2 separate regions of the Homo sapiens genome follow, and region 2 is linked to region 1. A link is a loop called in an ENCODE intact Hi-C map of the cell type or tissue named here. Cell type or tissue: OCI-LY7. All regions are shown on one strand. Links, peaks and the distances in the headings refer to the core of each region. The heading gives the core; the rest is flanking DNA. Region 1 has its middle 11 kb from the start of WIPI1. Region 2 has its middle 13 kb from the start of FAM20A.

Region 1 (16,373 bases), core at 8,131-13,130:
AAATGAGAGAGACGGACAGACAAATTCCAGAAGGACTGGTAAGAAGCTGGTAACAGTGGTTGCCCCGGGAGGAAAGCTGAGTGGCCACAGCCCAGAGAAGGGGTCAAACACTTTTCACTACATGCCTTTCAGTACTTGTAAATTTTGAACAATGTGCATATATTATCTATTTCTAAAAATATCTCTTTTAATAAAGAAAGGGGGAAAATGGAGACCTCCACTTCCTGCAACATGACAGGCTAGATAACCTGAGATCCTTCTGCCTTCAAATACCTGGTAAAGGCAAATAGAATATGACAACTTCTAGCCATAGTGAGAGTTTTTAACATACCATCTCCTAGTATTGGTTCAATCACACAACCCAAACATAAGCAAGGTGGTAAAAGCTTTGAACAATATAATGTAAAAGCTTGACCTAGTAGATTATAGTAGATTATAAATATTATAGTAGATTATAAATATTATATTATAGTAGACAGAGCTAGGCACTCAACAATTAGTGCATTAACATTATTTGTAAACACTATAGGGCAATTGCCAAAATTGACCAGGCCATAGGCATCAAAACATATTAAACTACACAGAAGGCATCAACAAAACATAATAACCCCCCCAAAAAATCAACATCACATTGCCATATTCTCTGCAAAATTTGAAATCAACTTTAAAGAGAACAACAATAACAAAAAACTTAATATTTTAGAAATTTTAAAATATTCTACATATATATGCATAAAAATATATGTATCAAAGAAGTGGCTATAATGAAAATCAGAAAATGTTTAGACCTGAGATACAACGAAAAGTCTGTGTATCAAAATGGCTAGGATGGGCTGGGCGCGGTGGCTCACAACTGTAATCCCAACACTGCCCCGCGTGGGGCAGATTGCCTAAAGGTCAGGAGTTTGAGACCAGCCTGGCCAACGTGGCAAAACCCCGTCTCTACTAAAAATACAAAAATTAGCCAGGCGTGGTGGCACACGCCTGTAGTCCCAGCTACTCAGGAGGCTGAGGCACGAGAATCGCTTGAACCCAGAAGGTGGAGGTTGCAGTGAGATGAAATTGTGCCACTGCACTCCAACCTGGGCAACAGAACAAGACTCTGTCTCAAAAAATAATAATGAATAAAAACAAAATAAAATGGCTAGGATGAAGCTATACAGCAGGACTTAGAGAGGAATTGTTTCATGTTATACTCATCCTGCTGTTGCTTGCTTTCTTTGTTCAGTATTATGCTTTACACAAGGGGTTGTATTGACATATGAAGATTTAATTCACCCATTTAACTACAATGTAGAAACAAGGGCACAGGTGTCCTGCCTGATGCCAAGGAAATTCTTTCCATGTTTCCACAACAAGTATAATATTCGCTAGAAGTTTTTGGTAGATTTTTTTTATTAGGTTAAGGAAGTTCCCTTTTATTCCCAGCTGGCTGAGAATTTTTATCAGGAATGGATTTGAAACATATCAATCCACTAAGAGATCTGTTGAGAGGGTTATATTTTCCCTCTTTATCGATTTATATGCTAAAAGTGCATTAAATGTATTCATTGATTTTCAGATGTTGAGCTATTCTTTCATTACAAAAATAAATCCAACTTAGATTTTAGAACTTAAAAAGACATTACATTTTTTTTAAAATTTACTTAAGTTAGCAAATAGGAAAACTTGGGCATTTTGATTGTGATTTATTTATCTTTATTTATTTTTTTGAGATAGATCTTGCTGTGTTGCCAGGCTGGAGTGCAGTGGCGCGATCTCGGCTCACTGCAACCTCCACTCCTGGGTTCAAGCGATTTTCATGAGTAGCTGGGACTACAGGCGCCCGCCACCACGCCCAGCTAATTTTTTGTATTTTTAGTAGGCACGGAGTTTCACCGTGTTTACCAGGATGGTCTCGATCTCCTGACCTCGTTATCCGCCCGCCTCGGCCTCCCAAAGTGTTGGGATTACAGGTGTGAGCCACTGCTCCCGCCCTATTTATTTATTTTTGATAAGCTGATTGAGAAATCCTTGTAGAGAGCCGCCTGACACGGTGCACTGCTGACCACTCGTCACGGGATCAGCCCAAGGCCGCGCTGCCTTCCTGTTGCCAGACTTCTCACTATGTGTGACATCAGACAACCGGAGATCAAGCGGGCCCCCGGGGCACTGCTGTACAAGTCACTCAAGCCTCAAACACCTCCTGTACACGCCTGGGGAGTCCAACGCAGAAAGTAACCTTCTGTCAGCATCCTTTTTATTTGTTAGGAAGCACACTTCACCTTTTTAAAAACAGCAGAAATGACAGCTGACTCCCTACCTTTCCAAAAACTTAGCCCCAGGGAAAAGCAGAGTTGATGTGACTAAATGCTCTAAATTTGGAAATGTTTAGGCTTAACATTTTTCAGCTGAATTGAAGATACCTAAACTATATATAGCTATGTATAATACACATGAATATAGAAATATATTTGGTGGTTTTTAGAAAGATTAGCAAGAATGAAAACAGTATCAATGATCAACTGAGTATGAAGATCTTATGTTAACATGCATTTTTTTCTTCAAGAGTTCCTTTTCTTGTTAACAAGTTTTTAAATCAAAAAACGAATACATGCACATGTTTAAAAAGCCAAACAATGGCAAATTATACCAATAAAGAATAAGTTCTCTCCCATCCCATTCTCCCAGTTTCCAAGGTTTTAGGGAATGAGAAGAGACTTGGAAATCACCGTTTCCAGTTTCTCTCCATCTTTCCAGAAATCAACAATCCATATAAAATAGATAGGTTGGCCAGATGCGGTGGTTCACGCCTGTAATCCCAGCACTTTGGGAGGCCGAGGTGGGCGGATCACAAAGTCAGGAATTCGAGACCAGCCTGGCCAATATGGTTAAACCCCGTCTCTAGTAAAAGTACAAAAAATAGCCAGGCATGGTGGCGCACGCCTGTAGTCCGAGCTACTTGGGAGGCTGAAGCAGGAGAATTGCTTGAACCCGGGAGGCAGAGGTTGCAGTGAGCTGAGATCGTGCCACTGCACTCCAGCCTGGGCGACAGAGTGAGACTCTGTCTCAAATAAATAAATAAATAAATAAATAATAAAATAGGTCAATTGATTTACCAAATCAACTGTTTTCAGATAGATCTGTAGCTAGATCAGTAGTTTTATCTTTTCACACTAATCAGTTCTATGTGAGTCTGAATTTAAGTGTATTTATTTATTTATTTAATTTCTGGAGCGTTGAGGTCTCACTATGTTGCACAGGCTGGTCTCCAACTCCTGGGCTCAACTGATCCTCCCACTCAACCTCCCATAGTGTTGGGATTACAGGTGTGAAGAGCCATTGTGCCCAGACTTAATTTTAGTTTAAATGTAAGTGTGTACAATGACATTCTAATATTTCCTCTGTCACCTCCTGTAACTTGTGGAGGCTGTAGCAAGAGCCAAAAGTTGCATCTACAGAATAATTTTTCTCATTATTAAAAATTATTTGTGATCCAGCATTTGCCAAGAGAGGCTGATATCACTTTCAATTATATCAATTAAAAATGAAGTTGCTGAAAGTATGTCGATGACCTAGTGAATGAATTTGCAGAAAAGTGAGCAGAAAAATCTAATGATCAATCAAATACCACATTAACAATTTATTATTTATTACTTTTTTTTTTGAGACAGAGTATCACTCTGTCACCCAGGCTGTTGTACAGTGGCATGATCTTGGCTCACTGCAACCTCCGCCTCCCGGGTTGAAGTGATTCTCGTGCCTCAGCCTCTGGGTAACTGGAATTACAGTGGCATGCCACCACGCCCAGCTAATTTTTGTATTTTTAGTACAGACAGGATTTCACTATGTTGGCCAGGCTGGTCTCAAACTCCTGGCCTCAAGGGATCTGCCCACCTCGGCCTCCCAAAGTGCTGGGATTACAGGCATGAGCTACTGCACCCAGCCATTACATAAAATGATGACACGAAAATGTTAACTTTTTTGCAACTTGTAAGTTAAGTGTGATGCTCACGCATCACTCTTTTCCCTATTACATTTTATTTAGAAATAAAATATTTTTAAAGAAAAGCTTTATGTTTTAGTGTCTTTAACAGCAGTTTCTCCTGTTTTTTGGACAGGAAACCCTACGTTTCCATTTTGCACTGGGGTCTGCAAGTTAAGTCACTGGCCCTGATTGGAAACTTGGTAGTGCAGTGAAGACTCACACGCCCGGAGCAGGAAAGTTCCTGGGAGTTCCACCTGTGTCCCCCAGAACATGGAGGGGTGAGGAAATGGTAGTGTGGGGAGGACTTCTCCACCCATGGCAAGGTGAGGGTCTGAGAGCTTCGAGAGTCATAGAGGCTGGGGGAGTTAGCAAGGCTGGAGCCATCCTGAATGGCCTTACTTGCCACCTGCCTGGGCCACAGAAGAAAGGGGTTGTGTGGGTGGGGCACTGGGGAAGGAGCTGAGCACAAGAAGACAGCTGAACCACACCTCCTCACTCCTATTAGAAACTAGGCAGTGCAGGCTGGGCGCGGTGGCTCAGGCCTGTCATACCAGCACATTGGGAGGCCCAGGCGGGCGGATTGCTTGAGGCCAGGAGTTCAAGACCAGTCTGGCCAACATGGTAAAACCCCCGTCTCTACTAAAAATACAAAAACATTAGCCAGGCGTGGTGGCGGGTGCCTGTAATCCCAGCTACTCGGGAGGCTGAGGCAGGAGAATGGCTTGAACCTGGGAGGCAGAGTTTGCAGTGAGCCGAGATCGCGCCACTGCACTCCAGCCTGGGCAACAAAGCAAGACTCTGTCTAAAAAAAAAAGAAAAGAAACTAGGCCATTCAGAAGGTCTCACGGGAGTCCTCTGAATAACCCCACAAGTGGGGGGCCTCTGAGACAGTCAGGCATTTGCAGACATTTGGAGAGCTCCCCTAGTAGAAAAGCATTAGGCAAGAAAGTACTACAGGGACATCCCTGGCGAAGACCTCCCCCCTCTCCCAGTAATCCCCTCTCATGGCCCCAACTCAGGCAGAGAGAGAGACGGAACGGAAAGGAGGAGGTGGGAAAAGAATAGAGGGGCTTAGCCATTTTGAATTGGCTGTGAGAGTGATGTTTTGATGTTACACATGGCTGGATGGTTCTGCTCTCTGAAAAGTTAGGGTTTCTGTCCATACCACACATCAAGGTCTATGTCTGGGGGAGGAGGAGATTATGGTTACAGAAAAATAAGCTGCCTCCTGCTTGTCCCTCTACTGAATTCACAAAAGCAACCAGTTACCAGTGCATATTCATATATACATTTTAAATACAAATGACAGCATACTGTAGAACTTGAGCCACCTTATTTTTTCCCATCTTAGAGATAGTTCTATTTCAGTACCAATAGAGCTGCTTTGTTCTTTTTAATGACTGCATAGTATTGCATCCACAAGTGTGTCGCAATTAATGCAACCACCCTGTCCCCTACTGATGGACATTTAGTTGTCTTTCAGTTTTCTGCTGTGGGTGTATTACTTTTCAAATCTGGGGGAAAAAATGCATTGAATTTTTAAATTTACACATCACTAGAAGAAAAAAAGGAGTTAGTTTTTTTATTCATTTATACAAAACAATAAGGCTAATGTGTACAGTGAACTCTTCATTGTTTCTGAGTTTTTCCCTCCCATTTTGTGGTAATCTAGAATTTGATGGTCAAAAAGGCCATGCTTTTGGAAGAAAAGAGATTTGGGGGTGGCAGTCACCTCTCTATTACTTATTAGCTTGGCAATCTTTCATACATTATTTTGGTTTTCTGAGCCTCCATTTCTTTGTCTATGAAATGAAGCTGATAATTCCTGCCTGGAAATGTTGATATAATAATAGAGATAATCTTTGGAAAATATAGAGCACACAGTGCATGCTTCACAAAGGCACATGTTTTTATTGTTTTTTTGTTTGTATGTGGATGTGTCTGTATAAAAGCAACGAATTATTAACCTTTGGTTTGTTTTTCCATCACCCCTTCCTCACTATGTATCTTGGCCACCTTTGGCAGATTTGAGGAATGCAAATGTATTTTAATATTAAGCTAAGCAAAGGATATCGAAGAGAAAAGTAGTGTTTAAAGATAATGTAGTTCAAAGACAAAGAAAAATATTCCTCTCCACTAATATCAATCTTTGGTTCTCAATGTGCTTCAGCAATCCCTGGGTTTACCCAAGACTCTCTTGGGGCATCTATGAAGTCAAAACTATTTACAAAATAATCTAAGATGGGCCGGGCACGGTGGCTCATGCTTGTAATCCCAGCACTTTGGGAGGCCAAGGCGGGTGGATCACGCAGTCAGGAGTTTCAGACCAGCCTGACCAATGTGGTGAAACCCTGCCTCTACTAAAAATACAAAAATTAGTCAGGTGCGGTGGCACGCTCCTGTAATCCCAGCTATTAGGAGGCTGAAGCAGGAGAATCACTTGAACCTGGGAGATGGAGGTTGCAGTGAGCCGAGGTCACGCAACTGCACTCCAGCCTGAGTGACAGAGTGAGACTCTGTCTCAAAAAAAAAAAAAAAATCTAAGATGTTATTCGCCTTTTTTACTCACATTCTCTCACAAGTGCACAGAGGGGTTTTTCAAAGGCTACATGATGTTGTGATATGATACGTTGAATACAGAAGCAGATATAAGAATTCAGCTGTCTTCTATTATACCAGACATGAAAGAGATATGCAAAAACAAAAAACGATGCCTCTGTTCTCCCTGTGTTTTGTATGTTTGGGGGTATAAAAAATAATATTAATGTTAACATATAATGGGTTTATTATTACTTTAATGCATTAATAAATATTTTAAATTCTCAGTTTTAATTTCTATTTCACTAAGTAATGATAGATATAATCCATACAAACAAAAGCTCTTTGGGGTCCTTAATAATTTTTAAGAGTGTAAAGAGCATCCAAAAGCTTGAGAGCCACTAATACAGTTAATTGGCATTTGTCAATAATGCTAGTTAAATCAGGACAACATCCTTACTCAAGAGAGGGAAAAAAAAAAAGGACATTCATGATGGAAAGTTTTGTATGATATTTAAGCAACTGATTCTGTAAGTCAGTCAGCCAACAAACATTTCATGAGCACCTATACATGGGGGCATTGCTCTAGGTGCTAGGAGAAGACAGGAGACCCCATCCTCATGGAACTTTGTTTTAGATGGAGGAGGCAGATAGTAAACATGTAAACCAAGAAATCAACAAGATAATTTCAGTTTTGATAACTGTTTTGGGAGAAATACACAGGCTAATGTGATTAAAAGAAAAAAAAGCTCCTGGGGGTAGAAGAAATTGAGCTATGTGGTTGTGGGAAATTTTACACTTCAAAAGGACTTAACAATCTATACTATGTTCATGGATTGGAAGAACAGGAGAGAAAAAAAAAAGCAGCCTACCTTGAAAATAGACAGTGCCTAAAATGGTGCAAAATGAGTGATTCCTGTTTTGGTGTGGGATAAATCTCTTTTTTTAAAAAAATGACTCTCTCAATTTTCCCTGGGAGTCACTGAAGCAGGACTCTTTCAACTGCTCAGGAGAAAGAGATCCCATCAGGAATGCCAGCGGAAGTGGGTGTTGATGTTCCCTGGGATGAAAGTCAGAGGCATATGGAGCATTCCAGAGTATAAGGTCAGACAAGGGTCACCTATAGATAGAGGCTGACTTAAGCCCCCATCTGTGGAACAGATCCCTGGAGAGGAAGTGGAGAGAGAAGAGCTGAGAGCCTAGGAATGGGCCACTTTAAATATTTTGAGATATGTCTTGTCTGCTTGATGTTTTTCCTAACAGCATGTAAATAGTCTCTGGAACTGACCTTTCATGAAAAATTAGAAACCCACCAAAGGACATTTCTAACCTCAGAGAAATAATGAAAGGTCCAATCTGTACCCTCTTTAGATATTCAGCAGTGAAAACATTCAGTCATGTTTTTGGAAAGCAAGCCAGCTTTTTATTCCTCGTGCGTATTTGCAATCAATAAGGAAAATAGGAGATCATGGACATAATAGGTACCAAAATAAACTGGTGCATTCAGCTTTAGCCAATGAGCATTTGCCAGTTCACATTTCCATTTATAACAGAGGTTCTCACTCATCAGCAATGTGTGGTTTAGAGCTGCTGCAGCCGACTCAGCTCACAAGCTAGCCTCTTTTCTGATAGTGTTCCTAAAATTAAAGGAATACTCAAAACGTCAAACCAGGACATTTCGTTCCAGTTCTTTACCAACTGACACATTTTCCATTACAGCCTGCCTCCTCTCACAGCTTCAGCTACTACATCTTCCCCCAATGACTCCTAGATCTCTCTCCCAATCTCACATATCTACCCTTAGCCCCAGATGCAGATATCAAATACCTCCTAGACATGCCCTCTTTGATGTCACACAGGGTTTTCCTTACAGCCAAAGGGACCAAAGTTTCTGGTCCTCAGTGTTTATTTTTCTGTATCATCTGCATGATTGGCCCCACTCTCCATCCTAACAAGGACCTCCATCACAGCCTGGGTGACATGGCAAAACATCATCTCTCTAAAAAAAATGTATATCTATAAATTAGTTGGGCATGGTAGTATGTGCCTGTGGTCCCAGCTACTTGTGGAGGCTGAGGTGGGAGGGTCAGTTGAGCCTGGGAAGTCAATGCTGCAGTGAGCCATGATGGCACCACTGCACTCCAGCCTGGGTGACAGAGCAAGATCGTGTCTCCAAAACAAATGAACAAACAAAAACAAACAAACAACAACAACAACAACCCCTGCATAATAGAGATCCCCGGCCGAAGCTAAGCAGCTAAGTTTGGAAGCAATCATATCCCAGTGTACCTAAAGAGCTGGTGGTATATCAAGAGATTTTAGCTAGGAGAATGAAAGATAAGATTGGAAAGAACAGGCCAGGAAGGAAAGCCTGGGATCTGCTTCAGATATCGAGTTCTTGAACTCCCATTTGAGCTTCATAAAGAGAGAGCTCTGTGTTGAAACTTATTGTCCAGGTGTCAAGAGTGTGACCCAGAATGAGCACAGGGATCTTGAGAGTACAGTAGGGCTTTGACTCAGTGAGAATGCTGGGGCATCGAGCACTGGTTAGATGTCCCAAGGGTTTGCAGTTTGCAGGCATCTCATAAAACTTTAGTGTTCATGACACCCACAAGGATGGCTATAGTAATTCGGAAAACAAAAACAAAAAAACAGAAAATAACAAGTGTTGGCAAGGATATGGAGAAACTGGAGTCCCTGTATGCTGCTATAGGAATGTAAAATGGTTCAGCTGCTATGAAAAACAGTTTTGCAGTTCCTCAAAAAGTTAAACATAGAATTACCAGGTGACCCAGCAATTCCACTCCTAGGAGTTCAGAGTGTTCTCAAGAGAATTGAAAACACGTACCAAATAAGTACATGTATGCACATGTTCATGATATTCACAATAGCCAAAAGATGGGAACAACCCAAATGTCCCTCAGCTGATAAATGTATAAAATTGTGATATGCGTATTCAAAGGAATACTATTCAGCCATAAAAAGAAATGAAATACCGACACATGCTACAACGTGGATGAACCTTGAAAACATTCTGCTAAGTGAAAGCCAGACACAAAGGGCCACGTATTGTGTGATTCCATTTATATGAGATATCCAGAATAGATAAATCCATAGAAACAGAAAGCTGACTGGTCATTGCCAAGGGCTTGGGGAGGAGGGATGGGTAGTAGCTGTTTAAGGGGTACAGGGTTTTCTTTCGGAGTGATGGAAATGTTTTGGAACCAGATAACGGAGGTGGATGCACAACCTTGTGAACGCACTAGATGTCACCGCGTTGTTCACTTAAAAATGGTTAACTGTATGTAAATTTCACTTCAATAAAAAATTACTCAATATAATTCTCCACATTAACATAAGATAGGAGAAAACATGGTTGGGCACGGTGACTCACGATTGTAATCTCAGCACTTTGGGAGGCCAAGGGGGGTGGATCACTTGAGGCCAGGAGATAGAGAGAAGCCTGGTCAACATGGCAAAACCCTGTCTCTACTAAAAATATAGAAATGAGCCAGGTGTGGTGGCAGGTGTCTGTAGTCCCAGCTACTCGGGAGGCCGAGGCACTAGAATCGCTTGAACCTGGGAGGCAGAAATTGCAGGGAGCCGAGATCGCACCACTGCACTCCAGCCTGGGTGACAGAGTGAGACTCTGTCTCAAAAAAAAAAAAAAAAAAAAGAGAGAGAAAACATAAATAACATTTCAATACAAGCAGAAAGGGTGTGTACTGGTGGGAAGAAACACTTCAGTGTTGTTACAGTGGACTCCAGCAGGTGGCAGCAATTAGGCATCAATCACAAGGGCCTTCATCAGCAGAAACAAAAATCCCTATGGGCAAAGCCTAAAAGGGCAGGTCCCCGCACGTGCGAGGCATTTCCGGGGACTCCCAGTAATTAATAGGAAAGGCTTTGGAGGGAGCTGTATGTTCTATAAAAGGTAGAGGAAGAAGCCGGTGAAATTTGGGTAAGTGATAACACAGGCCCATTTGCACGACAGGCCCATTTGCACGCAGAAGTCAGTAAGGTCAGGGGAAACCCAAGTTACACTGACAACCAATCTCCATGCTGACCTGCCTCTCCCAGTTCCCTCATGTAATAGGCCACTGAGTCCTATACATTCTACCTCCACCCACAGCAAGCACCTAAGTTCCAGTGTCTGACTTGAATTGACATACCAGCCTCTCACCTGGTCTCTGCCCCCATCACTCGCCCCTCTCCGACATCCTCTACTGCTGCTGTAGGGAGCTTTCTAAGATGCAAGTCTGCTTTTGTGAATCACCATTGCCTATACACTCATCACAGCTCAAGAAAGCTGAGACAGGCCGGGCGCGATGGCTCATGCCTGTAATCCCAGCACTTTGAGAGGCCCAGGCGGGTGGATCACCTGAGGTCAGGAGTTCGAGACCAGCCTGGCCAACATGGTGAAACCCCGTCTCTACAAAAAAAAAAAAAAAAAAAAAAAATTGCTGGGCGTGGTCGCGCACCGCACGTCTGTAATCCCAACTACTCCAGAGGTTGAGGCAAGAGAATTGCTTGAACCCCGGAGGCGGAGGTTGCAGTGAGCTGAGGTCACACCACTGCTCTCCAGCCTGGGCAACAGAGTGAGACTCCATCTAAAAAATAATAATAATAATAGAAAGCTGAGACAATGTGCTTTGTTTTGCCCAGAAACAATCTGGTCTGTCTCCAGACATCTGTGCATTGCCCAAGAAAGTCCAAGGAGGCTCCCAGCAGAAGGGAAGCGTATTAAACCCTCATCAAGCCAAGAGATCCCATAGTACAAATGTTCAGCCAAAAATGTTAGCAGCAGAAGGGACCAGATAGACAAGGAGTAACTTATAAAAATAACCCGGCCGGGGCCGGGCGCGGTGGCTCACGCCTGTAATCCCAGTACTTTGGAAGGCCGAGGCGGGCAGATCACGAGGTCAGGTGATGGAGACCATCCTGGCTAACACAGTGAAACCCCGTATCTACTGAAAATACAAAAAAAAAAAAATTAGCCGGGCGTGGTGGCGGGCGCCTGTAGTCCCAGCTACTCAGGAAGCTGAGGCAGGAGAATGGTGTGAACCTGGGAGGTGGAGCTTGCAGTGAGCGGAGATCACGCCACTGCACTCCAGCCTGGGCAACAGAGCAAGACTCCGTCTAAAAAAAAAAAAAACCCACACTTCCTCACCCTTTTCATTCTTAAAATGCTGTTTTTGATTGGTATACAAGACAGTTTTGGGGGGATGCAATGTCTTTAGACTCAGAATTTCATAATAGGAAGTGATCATTTTGTCCAGCTGTTCTTACACCTCGTTCTATGAAACGCTGGGCTCTGATAACACCTACAGGTAAAGTATAAGAGGAATAAACCTTTTCAATGTTAGGTGTTTTTTTTGTTTTTTTTGTTTTTTTTTTTGAGACAGAGTCTCGCTTTGTCGCCCAGGCAGGAGTACAGTGTGCGGCGGCACGATCTCGGCTCACTGCAACCTCCACCTCCCGGGTTCAAGCGATTCTCCTGCCTCAGCCTCCCAAGTAACTGGGACTACAGGCACGTGCCACCACACCCAGCTAATTTTTGTATTTTTAGTAGAGACGGGGTTTCACCGTGTTGGCCAGGCTGGTCTCGAACTCCTGACCTCACGATCCATCCGCCTCGGCAATGTCAGTTTTATTAACTTCCTGCAGCAAGAGGGTGTGCACATCAAGTGAACCATGAGGCATCTCAGTAAGAGGCTGTGGGAAAGGGCTTTTTGCCAGGTTTGTGTTAAGTTATGCTAGGAAGGGAAAGGTAGAAGAAACAGGAATCAGGTCAGGAATGGATGTGTTGTGAAGCAGGTGGTTTCATCATCGGATATCTCAGAAATTTTTGTTCAGCAAGTGGAGAAATCGAGTGGGTCTGGGAGAGGCTTTGATAAGAAAGGATTAGATATGCCAATGTCAGTAATTTTGCAGCTACAGTGTGGCCTTGGGTTAAACACAGTTTTCACCTGGCCTTGTGCTGGCCTTGTTTATGACTGTTGGGAACATTCCAGTCTGCTCATCTGAGCTGATTTCCATTTTCTCAGGTTCCCACATGAAGTAGTGGGTGTTCCTGGAAGAAAGGGAATCTATCTTTAAATAAGCTTGGAAAGTACTTGGGAAACAATGTTAAATAAACATAATGCTGGGCTTTCTGGAGACTTGAACGTGCTAAAGTGAATTGTGAATCTCCCAAGACACCTTCAATTTCTTTTCAACACAGCTGTCTGTGTCGAATTCCAGTGTAAGTCAGAACTTCCAGTGATTTCTCAGGTCACTCTGACCTCTTTGCCTGTAGTTCTCCCCACTCTTCTCCCCACTCCAGCGGCCCTGCCTCCTCGCTGCTCTTTGAGCTTTTTCCCATATGACTGCATAACCTGCTCCCTTTTCTTCCTGAGGTCTTGTTCAAATGGAAATTTTCAGTGGGGCCTTCCCTGCCCACCCTATGCAAAATTTCTCCTCCCTACACCCCACACTCCCAAACACACTTTCACTGCTATACATTTCTTAGCACTTATCACCATCTAAGATACTATACATCTCATTTTTCTTGTTAATGGTCTCTCTGCCCAGGTGGGCAGGGGTTTTTATTTATTTTGGACAGCGTCATATCCCTAGAACCTGGAGCCATGACCGGCACACAACAGGCACATGATAAAAATTGGTCAAATGAATGAATGGATGAATGAATGAATATACAAACTCCTTCCAAACTTCTCCTCCTTCAGAGGAAGTGGTGAGGGAGGCTTCTGTGTTTTCCATTTATAGACAGTAAAGAGGTTTTGGAAAAATACACAAGGGAGCCTCAGAGACTTTCTTTTGGGGCTTTAGGACTGGCTACCCATATCTTATCACTCAAGCCAGTTTTTCCTGAGGTGTCCCCCCAACCATCCTAGAACTAAATCATACAGACCACTAGATGGCACTGTTCACCAAGAATCTCGGGATTCTTAGCCACGCCCCTCTCACCCTAAGCCCAAAGCCTTTGAATCCACCTTCTTCCCAGGGGTGACTGATTCTAGAGAATGATTACCACTCCCTGCACCACCGCTAGACTAGAAAGAAACCTAAAGTCGTACAGCACGTTCCAACAAGCCATGCCCAGCCAGGAGCACAGGCTAACTCTCTGCTTGGGAGCAAAGGACGTTTTTGAATATTTCTAGATGTACCCTTGGTAAATGTAGGCAAAGTGCTGGTGCCCTTTGAAGAGCTGCAGGACTCCACACTCTCCCCCTTGTACTTGGCCCGTGGCCCTCTTGGCACAATTCTGCCTCTATCTCTTCACCCCTTGCTCCTCTGTCCCTTCATAGGATGAAGCACAGGTTAAGATGCCAATTCTATTTCCAGCCTTGAGCCAAAGCAGTCCAAGAGACAGCGTGACAGGCAACCTGGGCACCCAGTGGAAGGGACAGAATACAAACTACACCTGCATCAAAAACTGTCCTAGGGCCTTTGGCAACTTACTCGACAGTCTCCACTTTGGCATATGCAGCTGCCTGATGGGGATAAACATTCCTAGACCAGATAGATGTGGTTAGCGTCACATGAGAAGATCTATGACGCTCCAAACCAAGCTTTCTATAAAGCTTGGTCTTCTATTTTCAAGTATCGCCTATAATTATATTCTAAAATTTAAGGCAGGGTGATTGGCTGACCTGCTGAACCCGTCTCTGTGTTCTTGACCAGTGCGAAGATGCCTCGGTGAACAAAAACACCTTGATTGAACCTCTCTGCACTGGCATGGGTAACAGACTCTCAGCTCCAAGGACATTAGCAAAAGCACTTGTAGAAAGCAACTGTCTTCGTGATCATCAGCCAATCAGCAAGCATTTATTGAGAACCTGTAATTCACCTTGGTGTTTTAGGAAGGCTATTCTGGAGGCAAAAATAAGACAGGTGAGGGGAGAGAATGAAGATTAAGACATCAATTCACTCTTTCATGAAATAACATTTTTCCTGACTCTTGGGAAGGAATATATAAGTCAAGGAATATTAGAAGTGTTGTTAGTTTTTGCTCCCTGTCTCTCCCCTTTTAATCAATAAATCCAGAAATAATGGTTCCATTTGGGGGACAAGGGCACATGATAGGGCCTCTTCATTCACTGCAGCCATGCTATCTCACACACACTGTCTATAATTAGAAACAGAAAACCCAGTTGCACCTGCTGCTCGGCCAGACTTCTGGCTGGGGCTTCCTGCTTGCCAATCAGTTCGATCATCTCCTTTCCCAGAAATCACCCCACAGCCCAACCCCTCCTCTTCTACCCTGGCACCATAGGGCTGACTCCTTGAGCTTCCTCCACGTACTGACACATCGCCCTTCCCTCCCTCTCCCTCTTGGCTCCATTGTCCCAGGGCCCTTCCTCCTTTACCCTTTCTCAAAGGGCTACCATACACTGGTCCATTAGAGTTCAACTCGTTCTCAGTTCATGTTCTGAGTGTTGCCCCATAGCAGAAAAGAGAAAGGAGATTATTTCCTGTAACTTGATTTTATAAAAATAGAATGGACTTTATAAAAAGAAGAATAGGACAGGAGTGGTGTTTGTTCACCTAGTAGTTACTTTAATTGTAGATGGTTGGGTGCCATGAATGACCATATGGGGTGACAGGAGTGTTGCATCAGACAGGATGTCTCATTTCCACCTTCCCCTGTGAATGCCCTGTGCATGCCCTAATCAGCATTTTAAAATTACAACCTGATTGTTATACAAATAAGAAGTCTCTCCATTAGATGAACTGTGGCCTGCAATTTTGTATTACCAAACATGTTTTTAATTCCCAGAGCCCAGCTTTATTTTCCCAGATTTTGCTGACTGGTAAGTAACTTACTAGTTACTTACGAGTAAGTTTTCCTAGAAATAATGGAGTTTTTTGTTTGTTTGTTTGTTTTGTTTTTCAGGGAAAAGATAGACATTTAGGAATTTCAGTTGAAAGAAAGAGAAAGGCCAAAATCTTATTCCCACTGGAACAAAGCATTGTCCCCTGCCCCACCTACCCCATTATCTTTTGCTGATGTTATTTAGTAGTGAAATTGCTGTTGCAAGAACTTGTAAGACTTAGGTTGCCCATAAGCCCAACATTCAAATCAAGAGTGTCCTCTCCCACAGAACCCAGAACTAGAATGTTAAAAAAGAAAAACCAGCCTGACATTAAATGGATTCAGCACCTCTTAAGTTATTTATAACCTTGCCCTTGGCTTTTTATATGAATGGACTTCTGGGAAATTTTTTGAGGGTGGAGCTCTTCAAAGTGGCTGCTTACACCTCTAACAGAAATCACAAACCAGCCCTCCACAAACCACATCCAGCTAGCTGATGTATTTAGTTTAGCTTATGAGGTACTTTTTGAAAATAAGAATTAGTTTTCATCATTTTTTAAATTTACCTACAAATACAGGTTTTTAATAAAATAGGCACAGATTTATATAAAAATACAGACTTACATATTGTCTTGGGAAAAATGAAATCAGATGAGGCAGCCCTGAGATGTTATTTCCACATGGCTGGTGCCATAATGGACCATTAGCCTGGAAAGAAACATATAAGGGGGACCATTCACAGGAAAGGCTGAGGCTGGGAAGGTGACCATTTTTCTCCCGTGGCCATAGCTCTAGATCCAAACCTTGATTCCAGTAAGCATGCAGTTCTGCTGCTGATTTAAAGTGTCTGAAATGAAATACAACTTCCTGAATACCTGACTGAAGATCTAGTTTCTAAAAGCAACCCAATGGGCTTCCCCTTCCCAACCATGAAATCAGCTTTGACTCTTCCCTCTTCTTCCCTGCCCCTCCCCCTTCCCCATCAGTTGCCATGCCTGTCATTTAGTCCCTCAAGACTCTACTGAGAATAAAGTAGCCACCAGCTACATG
Region 2 (16,373 bases), core at 5,299-10,298, 150 kb before region 1:
TATTGCTTGTCTAATAAAGACCAAATTCCCTGGTAAATCTTGTGAAGGTCTTCACGTTCCAGTCCCTTACAACTTCAGTTTCTTCAATTTCCCTCACCCTTCACTGACTACCACCTGCCCTAATGTTTGTATGTCTGTATTGCTATTCATGCCATTTCCTCTCTTTCATGCTAGCTTATAAGTTCCTTGGCTCTTCAGGCATGGGCATGTTCTTTTTTTTTTTTTTTTTTTTTTCTTTTGACAGAATCTCATTTTGTGGCCCAGGCTAGAGTGCAGTGATGTCATCTCACTCACTGCAACCTCTGCCTCCTGGGTTCAAGCAATTCTTCTGCCTCAGCCTCCCAAGTAGCTGGGATTACAGGCGCCCACCACCATGCCTGGCTAATTTTCATATTTTTAGTAGAGACGGGATTTCACCATGCTGGCCAGGCTGGTCTCAAACTCCTGACCTCAGGTGATCCTCCTGTCTCAGCCTCCCAAAGTGCTAGGATTACAGACATGAGCCACCGTGCCTGGCCATGTTCTTTATCTTTATATATCCTGTGCCCTTGTCCCTAATACAATTCCTTATTTTGTGGAGGAAACTTCATCTGCCTGCAAGCCATGGGAAGGACGTCAGTTAGAGCTAGACTGCAGGACTCTCCCTGCCTTCCTCAATGACTCTGCCCAGAGAAGAAGAGGTGACTTATCTGATTCATGAGTTTGGCGAAAGGATTTGAGTTTGCTTAACTTAGCACCCCCCCCAATCTCTCTTTGAAAATCCAGCCACCTATAGGAAACCTGCTTTCTCAGTATATCCTCATTTGTTCTTGGCCATCCAGAAAGAACAAATGAGGATATACTGAGATGTCCCTAATTGGGACAGGATTATTCCTGCATGAAAGGCCTCCAGTTTGGGGGACTGATATAAATTTGACTCAGGGTAGTGCATGCAAGCCTCTTGGCTAGATCTAAGCTATGCCCTATGATATAGAGCTTTATGAGTAACAAAAGGGATATTTTTATCTACATCTGTTTGATTCTTATGTCTATTTTTCAACACATTCCAATTGAGGCAGGTTGGGAGGATGCTGTTTTTTAGGTCATCTCAAACCTAACATCTCATACATATTACGCATATGCTATAGGTGTCTCAATTTAACTGACTTGAATTCTATCCCAGAGGCATATTTTCCATTTTCTCATCCTGAGTAAGATTGAGCAAACAAAGCCTTACTTTATAACTTTATAAATAGTATAACAGTAACATGGCATCTTTCAACTCAGGAAATTGAAACATTTAAGGCTTGAGAAACATCATTTATTTCACAAACAGCATGAGGTTGGGAAAAGCCAAAAATGGATTTTCCATGTCAAATTTCTCTTCATCTGTAACCCTTCCCTTCTCACGGAAATTTATAGGTTTCTGGCTTCCTTTCTCTTTGGTCATTAAATTTAATTTCCCAGGACTTGTGTTTTTGTTTGGGGTTTGTTTACTTTTTCTAGTTCCTGTTCTAAACTTGGAGAATTTTCCCCATTTTTGATTTTATAGATCTTCTCCTCTCATTTTAATCTGTCACTTTTCTAACCTATTCTTTTCTTCTACCTCTCCTCTCCTCTTTTACTTCTTAATAAATTCCATAGATGACCAGGCCTCCTGATTCTCTAAATGCTATTTTAAGCCTTTGTATTTCTTTTGTCATCCTCTCAAAATACAGGCAAACCTACCTTTTTCCATCCTTCCCTCCAGCCTTGAATTATATGCCTGTCTTCCTCTTTTCTATCCCCCATAGTACCTAGCATATCCACTTTTCTCCATTCCTCTTACATCCTTTCTATCTCTTTTTCTCCACTGATTCCTTACCCCCTACCTTTAAACATAGCCAAATGTATGAGTCCATTATCATGTTGCTTTAAGGACATACCTGAGATTGAAAAAGGTTTAATTGGCTCACAATTCAGTATGGCTGGGGAGCCCTCAGGAAACTTACAATCATGGCGGAAGGGGAAGCAAACACATCCTTCTTCACATGGCCAAGCAAAAGGGGGAAAATCCCCTTATAAAAACTTCAGATCTCATGACAACTCACTATCACAAGAACAGCATGGAGGTAACCGCCCCCATGATTCAATTATCTCCACCTAGTCCCTCCCACAACATGTGGGGATTATGGGAACTACAATTCAAGATGAAATTTGGGTGGGGACACAGCCAAATCATATCACCAGGTTTCCCTGCTTTGAAAAAAAAACTCTCATTTCTCACTTTATTTGCAGTCCCCTCCCACCTCTAGCTATCTTACCCTTTCACTCACCTTCTTTTCACTCTCAGAAAACTAAAAACATCGCCCCATATGTTCTACCTGTGTTTCCACACTGTTGGATTGCTCCATAGCTCCCTGACCTTCTGCTTTCAGCCTAATCACTCAACTGAAATAATTGCTGTTAGAGTTCAAGAACAATTTCTTCATTGTCACTTCTCAGTCTTTCTTCAGTCCTCATTTGTCTTGACATCTTTGCTACATGTGACATTGTTGATCACATTCTGACCTTAGCCTCATGTTCTTTCTTTTAAAACTGTGGTTCAATCCTAAGTCTTGGTGAACTCTGTGGCAGGCACTTTCAGTTGCCATTCTCACCATCTATCAACAACTGATCAGCCCCAATCATGGGAAACTCTCCCCCTTTGGCAGCGATTGATGTAAGGGCAGGCACATGGCCCATTTCTGATCAATGGTAAAAGGAAGACCTCCAAGAGGGTCTTGGGAAATATTTGACTCCCTATAAAAGGCACATAATGAGAAAAAACATTTCTTCCTTCCCTTCCCTTTCTTCTTGGGATATTCCCACATTAAAAACATAAAGCATTGAGCTGCATCATCCTGCCACCATGAGAAAAGGTCAAGAAGAATACAGAAGCCAGTGCTGTGTCCTGACATCTGGAACTGCCAAGTCAATATTACAACTACACACATACTGGAATGGCAACAGGTATAGATATAAGTAGGGAACTATTGGCTATGTTTGTATTATTTGCAACCAAATACATTGAAGCATTCCTCTGAAACTTTCTGCCTCATCCATTTTCACAGAATATATTGTGAGGTCTATGCTGACCTTATGAAAATCTTTATTTGCAAACTTCCCCACCCCCTAGACTCTCAGGGCACCAGATGTTTCCACCTGGATTTCATACCATCAGCTTAATGCAACATATGCAAATCCAACTCATCAGTTTTCGCCTAACATCAAGAAGCCTTTTGTCATTTTCATTAGGATGAAGAACTCCGCTGAGCTTTGTTAGAAGGACATGAGTTCCAAGAGCTCCAAAGTAGGGGGTATAGTACAGATAGGTGAGACAGACAGAATTTCAGATTTGTCTTAACATGGCTTAGCTCTGCCTGGGTGTTCTGGCCATTTCACCATGGCATGGATGAGACACAGAGTACATGGTAAGACATGGCCAATGATAAAGCCAAAGTAGAAGCAGTTGTCAGATCATGAAAGATGCCTTCTGAAAGAGCTTGGCCTTAATAGTGTAGATGGTGTAAGACTCTCAGCTGTGGAACAGGATGATCAGATTTGTGTTTTGCAAAAATAGCTTCAGCAACATTATGAAGGATGGATCAGAATGTTCAAGACTGAGATTAGTAAAGCAAAATAAAAATTCTCTAGTCAGAAAATCATGAGGTCCTGAACAAAGACTCTGAAAGTGGCAATGGAGGGGAAAGGATATATTCGAAAAATAATTAGGAGAGAATTCATAAGATTGAGTATGGAAATTGAGGGAAACAGAAAAGTATAAAAATGAGAACGTAGGTTGACCAAGTAGTTAACGGCATAATTGTATAAAAGGGAAGACTGTAATTATTGTGGGTCAATATACTGGAGTTCAGTTTAGCACATGTTCAAATTAGTTGCCCATGTAACATACAGGTGGAAATATCTAGTAGCCAGGGAAATACATGTTTCCAAAACTCAGAAGAAAGATTTGGAAACCCAGGTTTGGGAGTGTGAAAGATACTGGGATGTACATGCTCAATACCCATCCCAAACCCCTTCTTGCATGATTTCCTCTCCTGCAGAGGCTACAATGTTAAAAAAAAAAAAAAAAAATACGTTTCTCAGTTTCCCTAGTAACTAGATGTAGCCATGTGACTATGTTCTGTTCATTAATGTTAAGTAGGAATGCTGTGTGGGACTTTTAAGAAAACTACTTTAACTAGTGTAACTCAAATGGGAGGTAGACTTTTTGCCCTCTCATTCTTCCTTTTTTCTTCTGCTGAGGTCAAGAATGTGATAGCTGGAGCTCCAGCAGCCATTTTGGCCATGATGTGACCTTGAAGATGGAAGCCATATAGCAGGAAAATAGAGCAGAAAGATAAGAGGACCCTTGATTCCTAATTACTGTGGAGCCTCCGTACCAACCCTGGACTGAGCACCCCCAGACTTGTTTTACATTTCGGTTTTATGTTTTATCCCCCAAAGTACAATCCTAAATGATACATTAAATCACTATCAGTTTATAGGTAATCCCCACAGAGGATGAGAGGTCACGTTAGAGCCATGGAAGTGGAAGAGATCTTCCAGAAATAATCTATACGATGGGGAGGAAAATAAGCACTGATTTCTAGAGAACCTCAATGCAAAAAGCAGAGGGAGAGAAGTCAGCCAATGAGACTTGGAAGGAAGAGAGAGAAAGTTAAAACGATGTGTCAGACCTAGAGATGGCCTGCTCAGATTCCTAGCTACAAGAAGTGTGAGGTGAGAAAGGACTCACTGCCTAGCTGAAAGGAGTGGGATTGGTTAACAGCTCCATCACGGTCTACCTCCATTTTAAGGTCATACTCTTCTTGGGCTAGCTCCTGGCCAATCACTGAGTAACACAGTAAGTGAAGATCACTTCTCAGTGCAGCTCTGCCAATGATTGAACAATGCATGACACAAAACTTCTACCCATAACAGGACTTCTCTAACAGGCCCTCTTTGTTCCAGAGCTCTCTATTGGGCTGATAGACACCATCAGACCTGCATCACCATCTATCTGATCTTAGTTCCTTCTGCCCAACTAATCTTTTGACGACCTAACTCTGTTTCAGCATCTCCTTGCCAGAAAACCCAGCTGGATATTAAGAGGCTGTACAAGTTAACATGTATTATTTGATTTGATTAAATATGTATAAAATCATTTACTTTCAAAGTGAAGAGGTAGGTTAATGATTTCTTCAACTTACCAAAACTGCCAAACACAGATGTTCTTACTCAAAGCAGTTCACTTTCCAATTCATGTGCTCAGTCCTCTCTGGTTTTTTATCTCTCTTAACCCAGAATAAAACCATATTCCATCAACAGTCCTTCCAAAATGTCCATTTCTGTTGTCTTACTTTCCATTTAAGTTTTATCTTGCAATCAAATATGTAGGAAAAATGAGTAAGAATGAATTAATAACATCACAAGTAAAGGAATGCATTCGAGGCCCTTTGCGTGCATCATTACCGAATACTGTCCAGATTCAGCTATATTATGGTATAAATCACAATCATTCAACACATAACTCCATATGGTAAAAGCTCAATATAACAAGATTAATTTCTAAGGCAGGTATTAAATATGTTCCCAGAACATAATGGCCAAGAGTATTGTCAATAGAATTCATTGAAAAGGTCCTTGTTTCTGAGAATCCAACCATTTATTTCACAAAGGTTCATTTTCTCTTCCTTCCTTTTATGTCAATCATCACTTAGCACAAATTAATCTCCCAAACAAAGTATGAATACCTGCAAATATGTTGGCATTTCCTTCTTATAAGAAAAGCAACAAAGCAGATAAAAATCTGCTTTCCTCAATTTCAGAGAGCCACTATTATTGGTGTACTATTGAAAACCTCTGATGTTCTCTTTGGAGGTCAGCAAACTACCACCCATAAGCTAAATCTGACCTCTCATCTGTTTTTTAAATAAAGTTTTATTGGCACACATTCCTGCCCATTAGTTTAAATACTCTCTATGGCTGCTTTTGTAGTACAAGAGCAGAGTTGAGTCACTGCAACAGAAACCATTTGGCCTACAAAACCTAGAATATTTACTATCTGCCCCCTAACAGAAAAGATTTGCCAACCCCTGTTCTAGTTTAAAAATTATCATGTACTTTTATATTTCAGGTATTTATCCACTCATTTCACTGACATTTTAACATGTTAACCTCAGAGTTAACAGATGTCAATCTGAAATCAGATAACTCTTTTTAAAGATCATAATACATGACCTTTTTCTTTGATTAATAGGTGGTTATTATTTTTAATTAATCTATTTTTTAAATTATCTTCTGCCCAGATGACATTTGTGTTTTTTCTCGGATGACATTAGAATCTTGACTCCAACACTTGATATTCGGCCATGTTTTAAGATAGAGGTTTAAACTTCAGGTTTTGGAATAAATAAATAAATAAATAAATAAATTTTAAAAAAAGCTAGTCCCCAGAAGAGACTGGAAATAAAATATCTACTGCTTTAAGAGAAATAAAAAGATGAGTATGCCCTAATTCCAATGTTTTTCTGTCTTTCCTTTTGAAAAGATTGCCTCTCTAAATAAAAGAAAGATGACAGCCTTTTAAAATGCCTTTTATCCTCAGATCTTTTGACGTCACAGACCTTCCTATTTTAATGGAGCAGCACCTTCTAAGAATTCATCAATGAATCGTAACACAAAAAGGAAGGGGAAGAGGAGGTCCGGAGTGCAGGAAGATTCCAAACTGCTGTCCTAAATGGCAAGTGTTATGCAGACCACAAGTTTGCTCAATTCAGAGATGCCCAGAAGGCTAAGCGTGGATTTCTGGTTATCAGCTTCCGTGTGTCAGCTTTCGGCTGGGAGGTCTGTAGCTTACCCATAGAACATAAATTAACTTAGGTTTCTGTGTGATGACTTTGCCCTCCTCCTGAGGCTCTTTATTTTCTCTTACTGTTTCCTTCTCTGTAGTGCACACAACTACTTGGAGTTTGTGAACCATGGGTTCAATCATAACTTCAAGATGATCAAATCAGCATTTTTGAATGTAGTCTCTCAGTTTTCATATGCCAAGTACATTTTTACTTTCCTTTTATTTCTAAAGTAGTGTAAAGATCTTTGCATAAAAATCATAAAATACTAGTAAGTAAAAAAAAGGAAAAAGAAAATTCAGATTATTCATAAATCCCACCACCCAAAGAAACCAATGTAAAATGTTGCTATATATTTATTTATGCATGCAATGGGTTGAGTGGTACTCATCCCTCACCTCACCTTCCAAAAGATACATCCACCCAAAACTTGTAAATGTAACCTTATTTGGGAAAAGGGTCTTTGCAAAGACAAATGTAATTATGTTAAGGATCTCAAAATGAGACAAGTCTGGATTATCTTGTAGGCCCTATATGTAATGGCAAGTGTTCTGATTTCAGACTCCTGGCATCCAGAATTACGGAAGAGCACGTGTCTGTTGCTTGTGGCAACTTTATAGCAATTTGTTACAGTAGCCTGAGGAAGCTAATATATTTATTCAGTAAATATTTATTGAACGATTGTAACTCAGATATTATACCAAGGAGCTGGTGTATAACACACCAAACAGGCTGGGCGTGGTGGCTCACACCTGTAATCCCAGCACTTTGGAAGGCTGAGGCATGTGAATCACAAGGTCAGGAGATTGTGACCATCCTGGCTAACATGGTGAAAACCCATTGCTACTAAAAAAAAAAAAAAAAAAAAAGCTAAGCATGGTGGCAGGCGCCTGTAGTCCCAGCTACTCGGGAGTCTGAGGCAGGAGAATGGCATGAACCTGGGAGGCGGAGCTTGCAGTGAACCGAGATCACACCATTGCACTCCAGCCTGAACAACAGAGTGAGACTCCATCTCAAAAAAAAAAAAAAAAAAGAAAGACACCAAACTTCTCAAAGTTTTAATCTATGCATACATAGAAATATATATATAAGTATGTTTTTAATGGGTAATGATATGATTGTTATTAACACACCTTTTCCATCTAGTGATATAAACATCTTTTTATGAAAATAAATAAATACAGCTTAATCTTATAGATAAACCATTATTTTGCTCAGTTTTCAATTTTCAAACATTACACTTATTTCCATTTTTTTCTATACTGTAATAACCATTTTTTATCTAAATATTTACATACAACTTTAATGATTTCCTCAAATTTTTATAAATGGAATTCAGAAGTCAAAGTCTGTACCAGTTACGAATTTGTTGCCTCTCAGTTCCAAACCTACCTTTCTCTGTTGGGCTTTATGAAACTGGAGCTGGACCCTCTAGACATTCCTCCTTTACCAGTTGTCACAATAATAGGCTTTGTCAATAGAGGGCGCTGGAGGAACTCTGCAAGGCAGTAGTGGCAGGAAGACACTTCTCTGGGTCCCAGTCCTCAATTTTACTTCAGCATGGGAGCCCTGCAGCCTTCACCAACTAGCTCCAACCACACTATCAAGTCGCACTCCCCACCACCACCACTCTGTGGTTGTTTCCACAGTAGCTCTGACCATGGCCTCAGGCATCGGTAGCCCCTCCCATGGGCTCTTTGACAGATCAACATGGCCTGCTATCCAGAAAGTTTCTTCACCAACAGTGGCTGTTTTTTTCCAGTGGTAAACATGCTCTCTATAACGAGGTCTAAACTTCAGCCTTGGCTTAAGGGTAGGGGAACCCTCCTAGTCCTTAGATCCACTTTTCCTCAGCTTAGATGTAGCAGCTTCTTTTTTTAATTTTTGCAGCTGCTACTTCTAGATCCCTTTTACAGGTAGGTGTCTTATCACTTTTACTAGTTAATAATTCTTTTTATTAAATTTTTCCTTTTCAAATAATTGGTATGCTTTTCATCTCCTAACTGGATCCTGACTGATATAAAGTCTGTAGGCATTTACATTACCAAATTAACCTCCAGAACAGTTTCTTCAATTTACAATTCCTTCCCCAAGTCCTAGTCAATTCTGGATATTTTGTTGTTGTTTTTTTTTTTTTTTGCAATGAAAATGTGATAAGAAACAAATGATCTATTGTCAATTGTTTTAATTTGCATTTATCTGATTACTATTAAGGTAGAGGCAAAGCTACCTGAGTATATGTAGCATTGGAAGGAGTCATATCAAACCAACAATGGTTACCTGTGGGGAAGAAAATCAGATAGGGAAGAGGAAGAAGGAAGGGAGACTTTCACTTATTACTATAAAATTTTGTCTATTGTCCAAATATTTTAAAAAGAGAGAATATTCATATATTATTTGTAGAATTAAAAATAAATACATCATGAAGATATGGTGCTACTGAGTCCTCTGTCTGCCTAGATTCTACTGCTGCTAGTCAGAGTTACTGCCTTCCTTTGCAAAACTGAGCACTCAGCTTTGAAACTGGTTTGTCCAGACCTGATACCATGGGCTCCAGTTGTGTCCACTGACTTCTCCCTCTAAGGCTGCATCTAGAACATCAAAGGGAAGTGAGGGCTTAGCATATGTGCCTAGTTATGGCAACTATAGTTCCTGACTCTTCTGGGATAGATGACTTATGATTTTTAATACCCTGTTTCATGAGTTTGACCCTAAGTCCAGATTTCCAGTTCATAAAATATGGCCAGCATACATCTGTGAAAGAACAGAGGGAGAGTGTAGAAGCCATGGGGTCCATTTGCCTTTTCCTAGTTATCAAGTGAACACTGTGGAAGGTTGTGAAATGTAGGACTTAGTCTAACGCAGAGAAAGGAAGAGAGCATGATTGGTTCACCACAGACTTAGGCTGTAGTCATGCATCTATTTCCAAAATGATTAATCATCTTTTACACCTTTCATCCTTGCTTCCAAATTTAAAAAACAAAAGCAGCACGAAGAGAGTTAAGATGATGTCATTGTATCTGTCCCCACTGTAACTTATAATTTTATGATTCTTCATTTGTCAGAACTAAAATATCATAAAAATATAAATATTTGAAATTCTCCTTCCAAGACAGAAGAGTCCTTTAATTACGCAGCCAGCTAATAGACCTCCATCAGGCTGAACTGCATTGGGAATGGAGAGGGAGACAGAAGCCATTAAGAATGGAGACTATTGCCCTATGTATGAAAGGACTGAAGTGGGATGAAATAAAGAGAAGAGAACAGGCATAGGTGGGGAGGAGTTTATGGGAATTGGGGTGAGAGGGTAAAAAGGAAAAGGAGATTACAAAGCCTGAACTTTGTGGAGAGAGACATGTATTGTGGATGTTTAGAAAGGAATACTAACAATTGTATACCTCCATAATGTAATTCTCCTTTTCCATTCCCTCAAAAATTACTGAGTGAAGACCTATGTTAATTTTCAAAGCTTTTTGGAGTCATTTCTATTTATTTTAGCTGTATTGACGTTCTGACACTGAACTTTGAGCCAGACCAAGATATTTATTTGTGTTACATTTGTTTAATGTTTGTCTCACCCACTAGCTGTGAATTCATACAGTGGATTAGGAGTTGCTAGAAAACAGTTATGATACTTTAAGACATGACATTCTAAAGACCCAAGAAGTCCCAGCTTCCCACCTTCTAAGAATAGCTGTACTGTCAAGGTAGTAAAAACTGAAACAGGGAAAACACATCTGTTGTTGTTCAGTCTGGCATGTAAAGCTCACATAATATATGCAAGAGTTCTGTTCAGATGAATTGCACAGTCTGAAAGCAGCCACGCATAAAATCTGTGAATTTCTTCCCCTTTTAAAATATAAACTCAGTTAATTTAAGTTGAAATTGCTCTTACACATATTCCTTGCCCTCTACCATGTATTTCCTTTAAAATAAAATAGAGCAAATTTCTTTGACTGCTGCTGCTTATTAACCTGCTTCACCTTAATGTCAAAGCCCAACGCTTTCTTTCAATGGTCTCTTTAAAAACCTAGAATAGTCCAGGATATGAGGTCACAAAATGAATCAAGTCAGATTTTTAATAAATATTGTAAATATGAAAAGTAAAGAGAATGAGTCATAACGTGATAGAGAATAATGTGACCAACATCCATATAGCACTACCCAACTTTGTCAAATTTTAACATTTTGTAATATATGCTTCAGATCTTTTTTCTAAGAAATCATTTCAGTTACTGCTGAAGCCCCATGTATAATCTTCAACAAGCACTTTTTTCTCACTTTAATTCCATATGTAATCACTGTGCTGAATTTGGTGTTTGCTAAGAACTGAATATCTGTGTTCTCCTCAAATTCATATGTTAAATCCCCAATTTGATGGTATTAAGGGGTGGGGTCTTTGGGAGGTGTCTCAGTATTTTAGTGTTGCTATAAAGAAATACTTGAGGCTGGGTGGTTTATAAAGAAAAGAAGTTTATTTGGCTCACAGTTCTGCAGACTATACAAGAAGTATGGCACCAACATCTGCTTCTGGTGAGGGCTTCAGGTTGCTTCCACTCATGGCAGAAGGTGAAAAGGAGCCAGTGTGTACAGAGATTACATGGCCATAGAGAGGAAGCAAAAGAGAGAGGGGAGGGAGATGCCAGGCTCTTTTTTAACAACCAGCTCTCCCGGAAACTAATAGAATGAGAACAGTCTTCCTTACCCTCCCAGACATTAATATATTCATGAAGGATATGCTCCCATTACACAAACACCTCCCATTAGGCCCCACTTCCAACAATGGGGATAAAATTTCAACACAAGATTTGGAGGGGTCAAACATCCAAATCATATCAAGGGGTAATTAGAGTATGAGGATGGGGCCCTCATAAATGGGATTAGTGCCCTTATTAGGGGATGAAAGGACCAATGCTCACTCTTTCTTCAGTGTGTGAGGATACAATGAAAAAAGGGCTATCTGCAAACCAGGAAGAGTGTCCCCATCAGACACTGGATCTGCCAGCACCTTGATGTTGGAATTACCAGTCTCCAGTACTGTGAAAAATAAATTTCTTTTATTTAAGCCACCCAATCTATGGTATATTTGTTATAGCAGCAGACTGACTAAGACAGTATTCATTATTCTCATGCATGTTTTTATAATTTTACCAATTTTTTGTTTGTTTCTTTTTCAGAGACAGGGTCTCCAGGCACTGGAGTGCAGTTGCATGATCATAGCTCACTATAACTTCAAACTCCTGGGCTCAAGATATCCTCCTGCCTCAACCTCCCATGTAGCTAGGACTACAGATGAACACCATTGCACCTGACTAATTTTTAAAATTTTTTGTAGAGAGGGGTCCTATTATGTTGCCCAGGCTGGTCTCAAACTCCTGGCCTCAAGTGATCCTCTCTCCTTGGCCTCCCATAGTGCTGGAGTAATAGGTGTAAGCCACTGTGCCTGGCCTAGTTTGCCAGTTTTGAAGGTTATCTAAATAGTATCATACTGCTACACACACACACACACACACACACCCCATATTCATGTTTTCTTACAACTTAAAGATGTATCTTTGCTGAGAAAATACAGTTGTACTTCCTTCATTTTAACTGCTCATTACATAATAATACCACAATTTATTAACATATTTCCCTATAGATGGATGTTTACTTTTTTGTGCAATTATTTGCTATTATGAGCCAGGCTACAGGCAAAATTCTTTTGGATGGAGGTATGCAACCTTTGTTTTTTATTTTATTTTATTTTGTTTTAACATAATTGAACAATAGGGCCAATAAAGTTGCCCTTTTTTTAATGTACAGTTCTGTCAGTTTTAACACATGGATGGATTCACATGACCACCATCATGATAAGGATATAGAATAGTTCCATCACCCAAAACAACTTCCTAATGCTGTACCTTTGTAGTCATACCTTCATCACGGTCCCTAATGCCTGGCAGCCAATGATCTATTCTCTGTCACCATAGCTTTTCCATTTCTAGGCTATCATATAAATGTAATCATACAATATGTAACCTTTTGAGACTGGATTCTATCACTCAGCATAATGCCTTTGAGATGCATCAATGCTGTCATGTATACCCATATTTTGTTCTTTGTTGTTTCTAAGTAGTATTCCATTGTATGATGTACAACAGTTTATCTATTTGCCCACTGAAGGACATATGCACTACTTAATGTTGGCAATTATTAATAAAGCTGCTATAAAACTTTCATAAGTAGGTTTTTATGCACACATAAGTTTTCAATTCATTTGAGTAAATACCTAGCAGTGGATTACTGGGTCATGTGGTAAGTACATGTTTATGTTTTCAGATGTTTGGAGATTTACCAGATATCTCTCTGTCATTTATTTCCAGTCTATTTCTATTATGAGCAGAGAGCACAGTTTGTAAGATTTGATTATATTAAATTTAAATGCTTGTTTTATAATGGAGGATATAGTCCATCTTGGTAAATGTCATGTACACTTAAAAATAATGTGTATTAGGCTGCTTTTGAGTGAAGTGTCCTATGAATGTTAAATTAGATTTAGTTGGCCAATAGTATTTTTCAGTTCTTCTATATCCTTGCTGATATTCTGTCTACTTGCTCTGTGAGTGGCAGAAAAAGAAACACTAAAGTCTTTAGCTATAACTGTTGAATTTTCCCATTTATCCTTTCAGTTTTATCAGTTTTACTTCATGTACTTTGAAGCTGTATTGTTAGAGGCATACACATTTAGAATTATTATGACTTCTTGGTATATTGTCTTTTTGATTGCTACTTTGAGTAATACTAATATAATTATGCCAGATTCTTTTTAATTAGTGTTTGCCTGATATGTCATTTTCTATCCTTTTAAGTTACCAGTGGTCATATATACACCGGGTTTCTTGTAGGCAGCATAACATTGAGTTGTTTTTTAATTCATTCTGAAAATCTCTGTCTTTTAATTGGTGTGTCTAGGCCATTTATATTTAATATAATTATCAGTATGTTTGCATTTAGGGCTACCATTTTATAATTTGTTTTCTGTTTATTTCCTATATTTTTGTTCTTCTTTCCCCTTTTCTGCTTTCTTTTGTATGATTTGGGTAATTTTAGTGTTTCATTTTAATATATTTATTATTTTTATTATGTCTCTCAGTATAGTTTTTAATTTTATTATATCTCTTAGTACAGTATAGTATTATAATCTAGGAATTATAACATATATACTTAATGTTTCTCAGCTATTTGGAATTAATATTTTACCACTTCAAGTGGAATGCAGAGTTCTTACCAACAAACAAGTCCCTTTACCCTCTTCCCTTCGTATTGTAGTGGTCATACGTATTACGTCTCTGTATACTGAATCTCTATCAGATAATGCTATAATTTTTGTCTTCAATTATTAGGTATATTTTGTAAAACTTAAGATGAGAAAAAATAATCTGTTATATCTACCAATATTTTCACCATTTCTGTTGCCCTTCCTTCATTCCTGATGTTCCAGGTTTCCCTCTGGTGGCAGTTGCCTTCCATCTGAAATCTTTCTTTAGCATTTTTGTTAGAGCAGGTCTGCTGGTGATTGTTTCTTTTAGTTTTCTTTCATCTAAGAATGTCTTTACCTCATTTTCACTCCTGAAGGAACTCAATGCTGGAAGAGAACTTTGAAATTGTCTACCACAAAATAGTTATTTACACGTGAGGCAAAGGAAGCCCAGAGACATTAATTAATTTGTCCCATGCCACCAAACTAGTTAATGACTGAGCCAAGATTACAGTGTAAGCTCCCTAACTCCCAATCCAGTGCTCTTACTCTTCCTACAAAATGCCTTGGTTTGCTTTCTCAAGTATTTGGTTTATACTGGAAATAAAGTTGTGTGAAAAGGTCTAGATTAATATATGCTTAGTAGAAAAAAAAGTAAAATTCTCATTCTTTAGAGCTGAAAAGGACATTAAAGATCATTCACTTCAGCGTTTCATGTTTCAAATGAGGCAACTGAGATCCAGGGAAGGTAGTTCAGTTTCCCAGGGGAAATTTACCAATAAGTACAGCCATGACTTTTTATAGCAAGATCACACTACATACCCATCATTTGTAAAGAACAGGCACTTATTTGTTTATTTGTGTTCCCCAGTAGCAATGATGGGGAAACACGTACTCTCTGTCTCTCTCTCTTTAGCGCCTTAGAACCTTATGACACAAGTTGGATGGCCAATGTTAGACAATGGATCCTACCTAGCCTATTTGGAATCAAATCTGTGACTTTGCTCTCATTAGCACTGTCCTTTCAACCAGTGATTCCCAAACTTCAATGTGTGTCAGAATCTTATAAGCTGGTAAGAATCAGCTTATTGAAAATGTACATTCCTGGCCCCACCTCCAAAAAATACTAGAACTATGGTGTGGCCCTGGAATTTGCATTTTTATAAGCACATCAGGTACTTCTGATCCACAGGCTGCACTTTGAGAAATCTCTGGCTTATGCTGAGGCATTATGTGTTGGTCACGATTAGAAAATTTTGGACTTTCTACCTCAGAATAAGGTGTTGAGTGCAATACTAAATCAGTTTCAGTTTCTTAAGTTCACTCCATTCTAGGTCTTCCATTTATAGTAATTTCAATTGCATCTCTTGCTGATTACTGAGACAGCTAGCAGGTAAAGGTAACATTCCTCACATGCATCTATACTATAATAAAAACTGTGAGGGACATAGATGTCTACATTTAGTTATTTCTTTATGTGTCTCTTACTTATTGGTTTTTCAATAGGATCAAGGCAATTTCCATTGATGTTCTAAGTAAACATCTACTGGGGCCAGGCACAGTGGCTCATGTCTGTAATCCCAACACTTTGGGAGGCTGAAACAGGCAGATAGCTTGAGCTCAGGAGTTGGAAACCAGCCTGAGCAACATGGTGAAATCCCATCTCTACCAAAAAAAAAAAAATTAGCCAGGCCTGATGGCATGAGCCTGTAGTCCCAGCTACTCAGGAGGCTGACAGGTGGGAGGATCACTTGAGGTCAGGAGTTCAAGGCTGCCATGAGCCAGATCACACTCTGCCACCCTGCACACCAGCCTGGATGACAGAGAAAAACCCTGTCTAAAGAAAAAAAAAACCATAACGGATGTTTAACTTAACACTTATGTAGATGTTCTAACTTAACACTTATCTTGAGCTAGATTATATACATTTATGTTCTTATTTTAAGTGCTCTTTTCCAAACCACTTCCCACCTCCATGTATGAACACACATAAACCCACAAACATCATTTATTCTGCAGGAATTTGTTAATTCTCATTTGCATGCCTTGCTGTGTCTAAGATCCTATGAAGACAGGAAAATAAAAAAGAAAACATGTTACCCTTGAACTCATGGAGTTATAGTCTAGTATAGAAAACTGCCTACACAAACAAAAAACAACTAGTCAAGTTCTAAGCAACACGGGAACATGGGCAAGATAAAAATAGAGTCTAACCTTCACAGATAGAGGAACTTGGTGTTTAAATGTTGACTCTATTGTTTTCATGATTTAACTCCTGC

Evidence for each region. A loop is a pair of places that touch in the nucleus more often than their neighbours do. Peaks named below come from ENCODE experiments on the same cell type or tissue, not always from the same donor. Only the 100,000 strongest peaks of a DNase experiment are listed, where the experiment ranks them.
Region 2: it touches region 1 in a loop (10-fold over the local background); 12 of 110 quality-filtered maps call a loop at or near these places.

Annotation. Positions count from the first base shown.
Region 1 is chr17:68,460,218-68,476,590 of GRCh38, reverse strand. It overlaps a transcript of PRKAR1A not described here. Among named protein-coding and RNA genes, the nearest start is that of WIPI1, 11 kb to the right of the region's middle. RefSeq lists a silencer at 10,254-10,303. In OCI-LY7, for the core only: CTCF peaks have their summits at 10,074 and 10,275 (motif pointing right); a DNase peak (open chromatin) is centred at 10,290; H3K4me3 peaks cover 479 bases.
Region 2 is chr17:68,606,105-68,622,477 of GRCh38, reverse strand. No RefSeq gene overlaps it. Among named protein-coding and RNA genes, the nearest start is that of FAM20A, 13 kb to the right of the region's middle. In OCI-LY7, for the core only: CTCF peaks have their summits at 8,123 and 8,331 (motif pointing right); a DNase peak (open chromatin) is centred at 8,357.